Linked DNA regions of Homo sapiens: region 1 is linked to region 2. Evidence: chromatin contacts called from ENCODE Hi-C or POLR2A ChIA-PET data. All regions are on one chromosome and are shown on one strand. Each heading gives the region's core, a stretch centred on a gene start or an enhancer-like site at or near the end of the contact. The rest is flanking DNA. Distances are from core to core; before and after follow the strand shown. Region 1 holds the start of GIMAP2 (GTPase, IMAP family member 2). Region 2 holds the start of LINC00996 (long intergenic non-protein coding RNA 996).

Region 1 (3,515 bases), core at 989-3,488, 250 kb before region 2:
GGCTCTTCTTGATGTAAGAGACTGAAGACAGGGCTGTCGAGGGGCAGAGAGTGAGGAGGAGGGAGTGGGAAAGGGGAGGTCAAGATACAGAGAGAGAGACGCCCATACCATACAGATAGCAGAAACAGGTGCAAGAAGAGGAGAGAGAGAGAAAGGACAAGGGAAGAGAAGGGAATGATAGAGACAGACAGAAAGACAGAGAGAGAGACACACACACACACACACAAAGAACCTATGGAAATGTGAGAGAAGGAAGAGAAGACTGAATGGTAGGAGAAGGAGTATTTCAAAGAGATCTGAAAGATTTGTGCATAAGGGAAAAGCCTGGATGCATATTTTGGATCCTGGTGAGTATTTTAACAATTTTCGAGCCAGACTTGGTGGTTCATGCCTGTAATTCCAGCACTTTGGGAGGCTGAGGCGGGTGGATCACAAGGTCAGGAGTTTGAGACCAGCCTGACCAATATGGTGAAACCCCGTCTCTACTAAAAATACAAAAAAAAATTAGCTGGGCGTGGTGGTGTGTGCCTTTAGTCCCAGCTACTTGGGAGGCTGAGGCAGGAGAATCACTTGAACCTGGGAGGTGGAGGTTGCAGTGAGCCGAGATTGCGCCACTGCACTCCGGCCTGGGTGACAGAGAGAGACACTGTCTCAAAACAAACAAACAAACAAACAAACAAAGAAAACAAAACCCCACAATTTTCAGCTGCTGGTGGTGGTAGCTGTGGGAGTTAGAATAAGATCCTTCACCCTTGTTTATTTTGCCCCAACATCATCAGAAGAGCCAAACACACACACACACACACACACACACACACACACACACACACACACACACGTGAAGTCACCTTCTTACCCCAGTGACTGTGTTCATTTTGGTCCATTGGTGTTCCTGAGAAACAGAGAGACAAGAAACTTATTTTTCAGTTCTAAATCATGAAAAATTCTTATATTTCTTTTCTTTTCTTTTTCTTTCTTTCTTTTTTTTTTTTTTTTTTTTGAGACACAGTTTCACTCTGTCACCCAGGCTGGAGTGCAGTGGTGCGATCTCGGCTCACTGCAACCTCCACATCCTGGGTTCAAGTGATTCTCCTGCCTCAGCCTCCCGAGTAGCTGGGATTATGGGTGTGCACCACCATGCCCATCTAATTTTTGTAGTTTTAGTAGAGACAGGGTTTCACCATGTTGGCCAGGCTGGTCTCAAACTCCTGACCTCAAATGATCCACCAGCCTCGGCCTCCCAAAGTTCTGGAATTAAAAGCGTGAGCCATCACACTAGGCCAAGATCCTTATATTTCTAAACAACCATGTTTCATTTGTCTACTCATAAGGGACAAGGTGGGTGGGAAAGGAATGACTTCCTACTTTACAGAGAACTGGAATCACTTGCTGAGGGGCTGAGAAGTGGGTTTCATTTGTAAGCCTCATGCCCAGCTCTCTCTCGCTTTCTTCCTCCCGTCCTCTCACAGATCAGCCCGGCTCCCTTCTGTTTTTGTTTTGCCTGCACACTCTTCGCTTCTGTCAGCTTTCTCTGTAGGTGTGCCTTCCCTTACACCTTAGGCTCAGTCCTCCCTTTCCCTCTCTTTCTTTTCCCACCTTGCCTCCTTCCCTCCTCTACTCTCTCCAAACCTCCTCCCTCATGTTGAGTCTTTGCTGAGAGACTCAGTGAATGAAGATTATGACTCTGGGAAACCGTGCAGTCCTTTAAGCTGGAAATACACTTCACTTGATCCATTAATGGCTTGAATTTTTCTCATTCCCCAACAGCCCCTGGTTATGAAGCCCTTGCAATGTAGGAACTACTATGGAGTGAGAAATATCGGTACGTTTTCATCAGCTAGTTTCTCTTGCTTAAATCTGGCAGGCATAGACCAAGCGTACAAGCACAGAAAACTGAAAGCCACCGATTAATGCCCAAATTCTTCCCAGTTAGCACTTTTTATTGACTTTATACTATGGAAATTCTTTCTTTGCCAGTAATGTGTAAAGTAAATTACATCGGTTTCCTGTAAACTGGCTCCACTTAAGGAAAAGGCAGTCACTCTAAATTGCTTCTCTTAAAATAGGACAAATTTGTTCTAAGAAAAATGAAAATGTTTGTGCATGGCTTGGGACCTAGAAATCAACACTGCAGAACTTTTCGTAAATCTGGGCTTACCTGATTTACTGTTCAAAGAAACAGTTGGCTCCCTGTTCAGTCCTGTTGTCTTATAGCTCAGCTCCAAGAGAAAAAGAAAGTAAAACCGAGACTCCAGTCGGTCTTCTTCCTCTCTTGAATCTTCCTGAGCTTCCTGACTGCTAATGAACGCCACCACGTGCCTGTGTTTGAAATTCTCTTTCATGCCATTATGCAAAATAAACAGTTTAAATGGAAAGTTAATCAGTAGTTATTTGCTGTCATGTGGGCCAACTGTCTCTTCTTCTCAAAAGTGAAAAAAGAGTGTTTTAATGATTTCATCTGGACTGGAAAGAAAGGCATGAATGCCAAGGAAGTTGGTGGATTTCAGTCCTTCCCAGCTGGGATATGTCCCAACAGTTAGAAGTTTGTCTAGATGCAAATGGCCCCCTGAGAAGGGCTTAAACCTCATTGACACCAGCAGCAGGGATTGTTCTAAAGCAGATGCCACTGGGAGAGAAGAGGAGCCTCTGATAGGCACTGCCCAGGGGAAGAAGGGCACAGAAAGGGGAACCTGAGAGGGGACATTTTTGTCTGAGTCTGATTGTAAGGATCATTAACCATCAAAACATTTTTACATAACTCATTCATGGCTTCTAGGATTCTGGGCCTTTCTTCCCTGTCCAGCTCTGTAATTTCAGAGAACCTCCCTGTGGGGAGAAATTGTCTAGGAAATGTCTATAGTAATACTCTGGAGTGTTGGCTGGGTCAAATGGTATTTCTAGTTCAAGATGCCTGAGGAATCGCCACACTGACTTCCACAATGGTTGAACTAGTTTACGGTCCCACCAACAGTGTAAAAGTGTTCTTATTTCTCCACATCCTAGCATTTAAAACATTTCCTTTTGATTGTCTTGGAGTTTCCAGGTTTATCATAGACTCAGTTGCAAATAGTGATAATTTTCCCTCCTTGTTTCCAAAAATATCTTATGTTGCTTTCTCTTGTATAATTACAATTGCTTGCTACCTTTTCAAAAGTGAGTTAATGTGCTTTTATTATTTATTTACCTGTAGGGCACCTAATATCTTATCATTAATATTGATGTTGGTTATTGGAAATTAATTAGTTTATTTTAAAATCAGTGTGGCTATACTTTGCTTAGTCCTATTTCATTAAAGTCTTTTATCTGTGGTATAAATTTAGAAAATTTTATTTTGACGTTGACTGATATAATTCCATGTCTTTTTCCTTTTGACCTACTAATATTGCAAATTACATCACTGCGTTTCCTAACATAAGTGATATGTACATGTACATGTGCAAAGGTTTGGGTTCCTAGGAATACAGACTGTTGAGATGAAGATAAAATGGATGAAGGAAGTTTATTAGGGAATCTTC
Region 2 (3,364 bases), core at 278-2,777:
CAGCCAAACACAGTGGCTCACACCTATGGTCCCAGCTACTTGTGAGGCTGAGGCGGGAGGATCACTGGAGCCCAGGAGTTGAGCCCAGGCTACAGTAAACTATGATCACGTTGCTGCACTCCAGCCTGGGCAACAAGGCAAGACCCCATTTCTAAAAAGAAAAGGAAAAAAAAGGACTATTACAAAGACTCTCTGAAGGCTGTGACACACATATGCCTGTAATAAGGACTATTTCCAAGGGCCTTCCCAACTGCAGCCTGCCACAGGAGTCACTGGACGGCCGGCCACATGTTGGAGCACTCTCACCTCACATGCCATCTCCACTAAGAATCTGACCTCAACTCCTGTGCCCAAGTAACCAATGTTCTCTTTGTTCAAAAACAACTCAACAACTCCTGTGCACTCCTCCTTTTGCCTTTATTTTTTTGAGACCAAGTTTCGCTCTTATTGCCGAGGCTAGAGTGCAATGGTACGATCTTGACTCATTGCAACCTCTGCCTCCCAAGTTCAAGCGATTCTCCTGCCTCAGCCTCCCAGGTAGCTGGGATTACAGGCATGTGCCATCATGCCCAGCTAATTTTGTATTTTCAGTAGAAATGGGGTTTCACCATGTTTATCATGCTGGTCTTGAACTCCGGACCTCAAGTGATCCACCCGACTCAGCCTCCCAAAGTGCTGGGATTATAGGCGTGAGTCACCACACCCAGTCTTCCTTGTGCCCTTAAAAGCTTCCCCTTGCCTCAGCCTCCTGGATGCGCCCATGGCTGCTGTGGCACGGGCACTCCGCATCACAATCATGCTGCTCATTTCCAAATAAATTCATCATCTTTGGAGAATCGCTTCTGTTTGTTATTTAGGTTGATAATTCTTCAAAAAAAAAAGTCTATGACTTCAGTGACAAAGAGGGAAGCTGGGAGGTCGGGAGGAAGGTGTGTTAGGAAGAATGTGTCTGACTCTGTGGTTAGTTGGGGTGGGGACCCTTCAGCCTCCTGAGTAGGAGCGGCAGGCCTGGGAACAGGGGAGTCTCCTTCCTAGGTCCTATTGCCTAGGCCCACATGATGCCTACCTGAGGCATATGCACAAAGAAAAAGTCCTTAAAATTTTGTTTTTCTCTAGAACAACCTACAGTCCTAGGGACAGACACACCATCCTCCTAAGTCCTATCACACCCTGGAAAATTGTAACAAAAAGGTGACAGTCTCCTTGGGGCATTGCCTGCAGCCTTAGCTAGGGGCCATCCTAGTTATCTCAATTACTCATCCAATTTGTGATCAGCCCTAAGTTCTGGCTCACTCTAGCTCTCTCCTTCGACTTCCTCATCTCCCAAATGGAAGTGACTACCCCGACCTACCAGGCTGTTGTGGGAACCGAACGATGTGGCAGAGAGTCCAGCTCAGCTTCCTACCGTTCCACGAGGGCCACTGAAAGGCCAGTCCTCTTCAGCCTGCAATGAGAGAGATTGAAAGTGGAAGCAGGTCTAAGCTCACAGAATCAGGAAGAAGGTAGAATGCTGAATACACTTCTTCCTCCAATCCCAAATGCTAGAACTGTGTTTCTATCGAAGTTTTGTCATCGACTTTTTAGAATCAGAAAAATGATTAAGAAACATGAGCTGAGATATGCAGGTTCCTTGAGCAAATAGGATTTTGTACAGCAGACACCTCCTGGTGTCTCATTTCCTGAGATCCCCAAAGTGAGAGATAAGAAAGCTGTGGCCGCAGCAGAGACTTGAAACAGTGACCAGAGACCAACTCTTCCACAGGAAGGTGTCTGCACAGAAGACTCACAGGGGCAGCTGACAAAGATCTGTCTATAGCCTGGTCCACAATAAAGATCAGGGGTTGGACAGGGTGAGACACCCAACACGGTGGCTGGAGCCACCCCCTGTAACTATCAACAAACTTGCAGCCCAAGGTCGAGCACAAATAAGTGGGCACAGAAAGACACTTCAGGACACGAGCTACAGAGAGGCAGCCACCTGGCCATCCTCCAGCTGCCTGAGGTTTGCAGATGCCCTTGATGCCACCCCCTATCCCTCCCAAGCACTCTCCTCTCCGTGCACACAGATGCTTAACAAGAGCACCTATGACTCTCCACAGACCAGAGCACCAGGGACACAGTGCCCCTGGGAGATGCTGCCACCAAGGCCAGATGGAAAGAACACCCCTGTGTTCTTGCTCCATGGTTGGCATCTGAGACGTACCTGCCAGGGTTCCCCAGCAGGATCAAGCTCAGTGGCCCAAAGTGGAAATGAACTTACCAGTCATCCTCCAGTGGCCTCCTCTCTTTCTCACTTTCCCACTCCCCCACCAGGGTTTCTCGGGATCCACTCTCAAATAAACTACTTGCCCTTGAATCCTTAATTCAGGGGGAGTCAAAACAAAGACGACCAATCAGAGACAAATATTAACCATAATGATGTCTATTACTCAGATAGGATTGAAATCAACTCAGAAGGGCAGGAATGTGTGAAATCTTCTCCCTTTCCCTTCTCTGCTGAGTAATTGACTCTCATGCCCTAGAGCCTTCTCTACCCCTCTGTAAGCACGTGGATTCAAAACTGAATGTCCAAGTTCAAACCCAACTCCCCACAACCCAACGTTCCCAAGTCATCTAGGGAAATTTGCTTCACCTCTTCAAGTCTCCATTTCTCCAATGTTAAGACAGGAGAGTCTCAGACAGTTCACAGCGACCAACCCACCCCTACTCGGCCACCACCCACATAACATCTTACTGGGAGATTTCTCCCATTGAGTTCAAGTTCATAGCTGGAGAATATGGAAACTGCACACTCACCATGGAAGATAACACCAAGAAGTCTTTGTCTTTCCTGTCTTCTGCTTTCATCATCTGCCCCCTCCCACCAGACTGTGTTTCTCCATGACACCCTGTAGTTTGGCCACAGCCAAGCGGATCTGAAGACCATTGCCTCCAGAAGTTGGCATGACGATTCTAAGTTCTCCAGGTGGGAGAAGGAGGGGGATTTACTTATGTTTTTAAATGTTCTAGGACTTGTGTGTCCTGTTGAACTCCAAGATCTGTGGAAAAGGGAGTCACAAGAAAGACAAAATTCTCATAGTCCAGCTTCACAGGCACAGAAGGGCCTCAGCACCACCATGGAGCAGGCCCAGACACAGGGCTGAAGTGGGAGCTGGAGTCTCCCCAGCACCTAAGCAAAGCCTCTCTTCCCCACAGCTCAAGGTTCCAACAGCCCCTCCTTCTCACTCCTTTTCCCCCTTCAAGTCTTCCAAGTATGCACTCCAGACTGGTGTTGGTATTGAGTGTGGGCCGATGAAGGGAGAGTGGGGTGACAGAGTTGGTCTGTCCCTTTTCAATAACTGCCAAGAGGACTGTTGATGTTCTC

Evidence for each region. Hi-C counts contacts between places; a loop is a spot of excess contacts on that map. ChIA-PET counts read pairs that join two places held with the same protein, here RNA polymerase II (POLR2A). Pooled maps may share reads with other maps.
Region 1: a loop to region 2 is called in a pooled map, with 5 times the contacts of the local background. The contact joins the promoter of GIMAP2 here to the promoter of LINC00996 in region 2. A Hi-C loop is called at or near these places in 1 of 168 maps with a recorded cell type or tissue (CD4-positive, alpha-beta memory T cell), 11 of 37 single-sample maps with no recorded cell type and 12 of 50 pooled maps. POLR2A ChIA-PET finds 5 or more read pairs at or near these places in 11 of 52 experiments (CD4-positive, alpha-beta T cell, CD4-positive, alpha-beta memory T cell, CD8-positive, alpha-beta T cell and 6 more).

What each region holds. Positions count from the first base shown.
Region 1 is chr7:150,684,429-150,687,943 of GRCh38, reverse strand. It overlaps GIMAP2 (GTPase, IMAP family member 2), which reads right to left and starts at 2,238. Exons shown (of 3, transcript NM_015660.3): 1 at 2,159-2,238; 2 at 857-892. The coding sequence starts at 884. It overlaps LOC124901774 (a long non-coding RNA gene), which reads left to right and starts at 231. Exons shown (of 4, transcript XR_007060589.1): 1 at 231-347; 2 at 1,768-1,822. RefSeq lists an enhancer at 2,164-2,363.
Region 2 is chr7:150,431,817-150,435,180 of GRCh38, reverse strand. LINC00996 (long intergenic non-protein coding RNA 996) reads right to left here and starts at 1,527. Exons shown (of 4, transcript NR_034033.1): 1 at 1,352-1,527. RefSeq lists an enhancer at 1,287-1,386.